Linked DNA regions of Homo sapiens: region 1 is linked to region 2. The links are chromatin loops, found by intact Hi-C in ENCODE. Cell type or tissue: mammary epithelial cell. All regions are shown on one strand. Each heading gives the region's core, and the rest is flanking DNA. Links, peaks and the distances in the headings are about the cores only.

Evidence for each region. Peaks named below come from ENCODE experiments on the same cell type or tissue, not always from the same donor. Only the 100,000 strongest peaks of a DNase experiment are listed, where the experiment ranks them.
Region 1: a loop joins it to region 2, with 9 times the contacts of the local background. A loop is called at or near these places in 1 of 110 quality-filtered maps.

The regions. Positions count from the first base shown.
Region 1 is chr9:126,556,812-126,559,709 of GRCh38, forward strand. No RefSeq gene overlaps it. Among named protein-coding and RNA genes, the nearest start is that of LMX1B-DT, 56 kb to the right of the region's middle. RefSeq lists an enhancer at 75-651. In mammary epithelial cell, for the core only: a CTCF peak has its summit at 1,430 (motif pointing left); no DNase peak of the experiment used is centred there.
Region 2 is chr9:126,609,968-126,612,813 of GRCh38, forward strand. All of the region lies in intron 1 of LMX1B-DT (LMX1B divergent transcript), which reads right to left. Among named protein-coding and RNA genes, the nearest start is that of LMX1B-DT, 2.4 kb to the right of the region's middle. RefSeq lists an enhancer at 81-945 and a silencer at 1,667-1,736. In mammary epithelial cell, for the core only: a CTCF peak has its summit at 1,777 (motif pointing right); a DNase peak (open chromatin) is centred at 1,844; H3K4me3 peaks cover 992 bases; H3K27ac peaks cover 24 bases.

The DNA.
Region 1 (2,898 bases), core at 93-2,592, 53 kb before region 2:
CACTTCTGGCTTCAGCTGGGACCTTCTCTCCCCTTAGGAGTGGTCCTGACCAGCTCTGACCCCAGGCTTGGCCAGGGAGTCCCCCCATGGAGCAGGGACCTGGGAATAGCGGCCCCCAAAGAAGGAGTCCTCCTCTGAGGCTCAAGTCCCGGCAGCCCTCATGTCTCTGCCGGCATCTGAGGCCCATGTGTGCGCTCTGCTGGCCAGGGGTTTGGCTTCCTTGTTTTATGACTCCCTAATCCTCACTTGGCAGAGAGGAAGTGGTGGGCCCGCCTGGCCGCGCAGAGAGTGACCAGAGGATCGGCAAAGGAAAGATTCATGGACCATCAGAAGGGCCCTTTGCCTCCGAGGCCGCCCCAGCCCTTCACGTGGAGATAAATCACAGGCAGCAGGGAAAGATAAAAGGTGCGGGGATGCAAGCCCTGTCTTACGAGAAGAAATGTGCGCAGGGGACGTTTCCCTGAACTCCTGCAGAGCTGGACTGCTGACGTCTCCACGGGCTTCCTAACTCGGACTGGAGGGGACTCGAGTCCACTCCTTGTCTTCTCCATCCCATTGACTTCACAAGGCCCATCCCTTCAGGCCCCTAGCATGGTACTGACCTTGAGATGACCCTGAGACCCATTCCTCACACTTCTTCCTCCGATCCAAAAGATCTGGCTTGGAGGGCATTGGACCTGTGTGGTCACACAGACCCTGGAACTCAGAAGGGTCCTGCCCCTGGCTTAATACTCTCCTGTCATTGTGTTGAAATTCTTAGTAATTCTGGAGCGGACATTCCCACACTTCATTTTGCTCTGGGTCCTGCCTGGCCAGGAGTGGCTTTGGGCATCTGGGTGCCCGTACATCCTCTCCAGCAGACGCCTACCAGGCACAGTTTGCACATCTCCGGCAATGAGGAGCTCACCTCCTCCTGGGCAGCCCCCCCAAGTCCACCATAGAGCAACAGAAGCTTGGAGGCCCTATCTCATGGTGGTGACAGGAATGGGTCCCAGGTCACCTTCCAGTCTTGGTGCCTCACTGGCTGTGTAACCTGGGGCATGTTATGGCGCCTCAGTTTCCGGTCTGCAGAATGAGGCTAATAATAGGGCTGTTGTGAGAATGAAACAATGTATTTGGCTTAATTTTGTGCTTAATCAATGATAGCTGTTTTTGTATTTTACTAGAAAAGGCTGCCTTCCAGCAGATTGGGATCCTTAGGCCTGGCCAGTGGTTAGGGGGAGAAGGTGCAAAAAGATGCATAACCACCACCACCACCCCCAACCACCACCCCCAACCCCCATTCCCCTCCCCCCCCCCCGCTCCCCCGCAACACACACAGCCAGAAGCTCCCCTTCTTTTGCCAACCTTGAAGGTCAAACCTGCGCACTTCACCTGGGCTCCACCGGTCAGGTGCCTTGTTCTCTGCTGCCATCTGCTGGCTGGTATGGGGCACTGCATCACAGCTGGCACCAGGCTTCATTTGTCCCCTTGGAAGAGGATCAAATAATTCTGCAAGTGTTTTCTGAGGACCTGCCTGGGCATTGAGGATTTGTCAGTAAACACAAAAGACAAAGTTCCTGCCCTCTTGGAGCTGACACTTCTGTGTGAGACATGGATAATAAGCAAGAAATCCAATCATGTGATTTCTGCTAGTAACAAGCAAAATTAAAAGAAGAAAAATTTCAGACAGTGGGGAATGGCACTGGTGGACGGTAGGATAGTTTGTTCTGGGGCAGGGTCAGGAGAGAACAGGCTGAATGGTGGTCAGGTGGGACAGGAGAGCTCTGCTATCCAGCCAGTCCCACCAGCCCGGCTGCCTGCCCCCCACTGCTGCAATCTCTGTGACAACTGTGGGCAACTCCCTCTGCTGACCAGGACCTCAGTTTCCTTATCTGGAACACAGGGAGAATCACAGCCACTTCTCGAATTAGTACTGTTGTTTGGATTTAAAGGGATCCTGGAGGGGGAAACGTTTTGTGAAGTGTATTGTTCTCGTGAATTATATGCTTCGTGTTGTTAGCTGATGCTTGCTATGCACTTAACAGTGCAGAAACTCTGTTAAGCCCTTCTGTGGGTTACCTCACTGAGTCCTTAGGGGCACTGTCCTTGGGGACAGAAGCCTGGCAGCAATGAGGACTGAGGGCCTTACCCTCCTCCAGGATAGCAGCCTGCCTTTCCACTCCCAGTCACCTCCATCCACTCTCCAGTCTTCACCTGGGATGAGACGGACCCATGAACAGGACAAGGAATGGATGAATGGACGAATGGATGAATAAATGGGTGAATGAGTAAACAGCAAAAAAAAAAAAAAAAAAAAAAGAAACCCTGTCTCTACTAAAAAAATACAGCCGAGCAGGTGGCTTACACCTGTAATCCCAGCACTTTGGGAGACCAAAGTGGCCAAATCACTTGAGGTCAGGAGTTCGAGACCAGCCTAGCCAACAAGATGGAACCCTGTCTCTACTAAAAAAATACAAAAAAATGTATTTTTTTAATGATAAGTTGTACTTTATTAAAATTTAAAACTTCTGCTCTGCAAAAGACACTGTTTAGGGAATGAAAAGACAAGCCAGACTTCAACAAAACATTTGCAAAACTTATATCTGAAAAAGTACTGGCATACAAAATACACAAAAAAAACTCTTAAAACTCAACACATGAGAAAACAAACAGCCCAATTTAAAAATGGGCAAAAGACCTGAACAGACACCTGACCAAATAAGGTATAGAGATGGTAAACAAGCATATGAAAAGAGGCTGAACCTACCTCATTAGGAAACTGCGACTAAAACAAGACACCACTACACATCTATCAGAATGGCCAAAATACACAACACTGACAACATCAAATGCTGGCGAGGATGCAGAGCATCAGAAACTCTCATTCATTGCTGGTGGGAATACAAAATTATACAG
Region 2 (2,846 bases), core at 347-2,846:
GCATAACATGGTCACTGCTGGCTGGAAAGTTTCCAGCACTCAGTCTCTGGGTGTTCCCGCTCCACTTCCGGAGTCAGTGTGGTTCTCCCAGGACCCTAGACCCGGGGCCACCTCCCAGGAATATCAGCCCCCAACCTGGCCCACTGCTTGGGCGGCTCTGGTCCCCCCAATCTGGCCGCCTGTCAAGGATCTGAGGCTTGGCAGGGCTGATGGCGCCGGGACAGCGTGGGACGGCCCAGGCTCTCTGCAGCCCTGGTTCTCCGGGCAGAGTGGAATAGAGACACTCGCAGCTCCTGGTCCTTGCCTTCCCACTCCTCCGAACCCGGCCAGGACTGCACCCTGCGCTGCCCCAGATCCGTGCCTCCAGCTGGAATGGTAAACTGGGAGGGGGCAGTGTGGCTCTGGCTCTGGTCAGAAGCACAAAACAATCCAGACAGCCCGGAGCGGGATGGACAGGGCTGGGTGGGGTGGGGGAGGGCAGCTCATAGAGCCGTGCTCGAGGGAGGCGGGTAGCGCAGAGGAGAGGGTGCAAGGCCCTAAGAAGAGGAGCGGGGGGACTAGGGCGGGGCTCAATGGAGCTGGGGCGTCCGCAGACTGGAAGGAGCCGGGACCCCCGCTCCAGAGCCTCCCTTTCCATTCTCGCTTCTTCCAGTGATTCCGAGCCCCCGACTCAGTCTTTCCCCCAGGTAGAGAGAATCCGAGGCTGTTTCTGCCGCTGAAATCTGAGCGGGAGAGCATCCCGAAGCCGCCTGCGTGGAGCGAGCAGCCCCCGCGTCATGGGCCAGAGGCGCCCGGGAGAATCTGCGGGTCACGGATCACACCCGCAGGGGCCTGGCGGAGCAAGGTGCCGTTCGCCGCCTGCGGGCAGGAGCCGGCTCTGGGCCTCGGCCCCTGCTGTGCCGTCCAGTCGGCCGCTTCTTCGCTTCTTCGGCAAGGGAAGCGGTGGAGAGGCGCGGGAGCCCCGATTGTGCTGGAGAGATCTGGGACCCCTGCGCGTCTGCGTGCGAAGGACCCGAGACCGGCCAACTCAGCTGGGAGCACGGGACACGAGGAGTGAGGACAAAGGGCAAGGAACGGGGCCTATAGGGAGGGTGTGTGTGTGTGTGTGTGTGTGTGTGTGTGTGTGTGTGTGTGTGTGTGTGTGTGTGTGTGTAGGGGGAATGAATGGACAGCGGGGAAGGCATGCAGAGGGGCCCAAGGGGTGTGGACTCAGCAGCCCCACCCCAGACCAGAGAAGGCAGCCAGGCTCTGGCGTCCACCGAGCCAGCGCCCCTATCTGGGCGCGGGCCGCATGGCGGCAGACCACCCTATATCCGCCTTGGTGGCGTGGGATATGACTGGCAGGAGCGCGGAAGAGGCGCTGAGAATGCATGCGCACCCGGACAGACCAGACGCGGCACGGAGGGGGTACTTCCCACAAGTCCTCCTGCCTTGAGACCAGGCCTTCGAGTGGTCCGGGGAATGCGCCTCTGGGCACAGCCAGCGGCCCCAGATCGGCACTGGACGCCAACCCGAGTTAGAGAAGCCTGGGAGACTGGATCGCAGGGGCCCTCATTCAGCCAAGGAGGGGGAAAGGAGAGCTGTAGGGTAGGAGAGGCCAGGCACAGGGAAGGTGGGGAGGGGATGGAGCCTTGCGCCAGGAGTTGGGGGTGCAGGGCCTGTGACGAGAGAGTATTACCATGTGCACCCTGAAGGAGAGGGAGAGGGTCTGGGCCTGGAACGAGGACTCTCGCCTGCAGGCAGTCGCCCAGCCCCGGTTGCAGGGATGGACCGCGACCAGCAGAGGGCAGAAAGTGCCTGGTCCGCCCGCCGGCCCCGAGCCGCGCTCCGCGCCTCGGGACTCTGGCTCTGTGCGCCGAAGCCTTGCCCGCCCGGCTTCTCCCTGCAGCAGCCGCGCCCCCGCCCCAGATGCCCGGAGAAGGCGGCTCAGGCCCAGCCCAACTTCGCGGGTCCAGGCCTGGGGTTTCCAGGTCAAGCAAAGAGGGGACCGAGATGTGGGAGAGAAACTCCACATTGACTGTCCACTCTCCCCGACCTAGCCACACAAAGGCGCCTAGAAATACACGAAGGCACAAAGCCCCCCACCACACACAAACACACACACACACACACACGCTAGGAGACACGCGAGCACACAGAAGCATTCAGAACCCCGGAGATAAGCACAGATACGCAAAGCTGACAGAGACACCCATACAGAAAAGGATCGCAGACACAACACAGAGGCTGAGACACGCACAAAGACTTAGGCCCCCGCATGAAATGATGCGGACACACACCCCAGACACAGGCACGAAGGACCCACACATTCACATACACACGGGTGCAGGGGACTCAGACACAGATCCACAGATTCACCCCTGGGAGTCTGGAAGGTTGCAGGGACACACATACCGTGTGTGCAGAGCCAAGGAGCACACGGAGGCAAGAGCCGCAGAGGCGGGGGCCCGACACGCACAGACACACACAGATACCCACCGACACACACGCAGGTAGGGTAGGGCGGGAGCCTCTAATCCTCCACAAAGCCGGGCCCCTCCGCGGGGCCCCGCGGCGCAGGGGGCCACTTCTGACCAAGCCTCCCGCAGGTTCCAAATCCGATCCGCCCTTTCGCCTCCAGCGAGGTCAGGGGACCCGCCCCCCATGCCCTCCGCCCCCGCCCGGCTCCGCGCCGCTGCCTCGCTCCGGGAGGGGCCGGGGCCGCCCCGCAGCGGATCGCGGGGGGTCAGCCCGCCGCTACCCCGGGCCGCAACCGCCCCCCTGCTCCCCGGTGAGCCGCGCGTCGGTGGGGACCACGGGCCGCAGACAGCCGGTCCGACGCTGTGGCCTCTCGCACCGGACGCGGG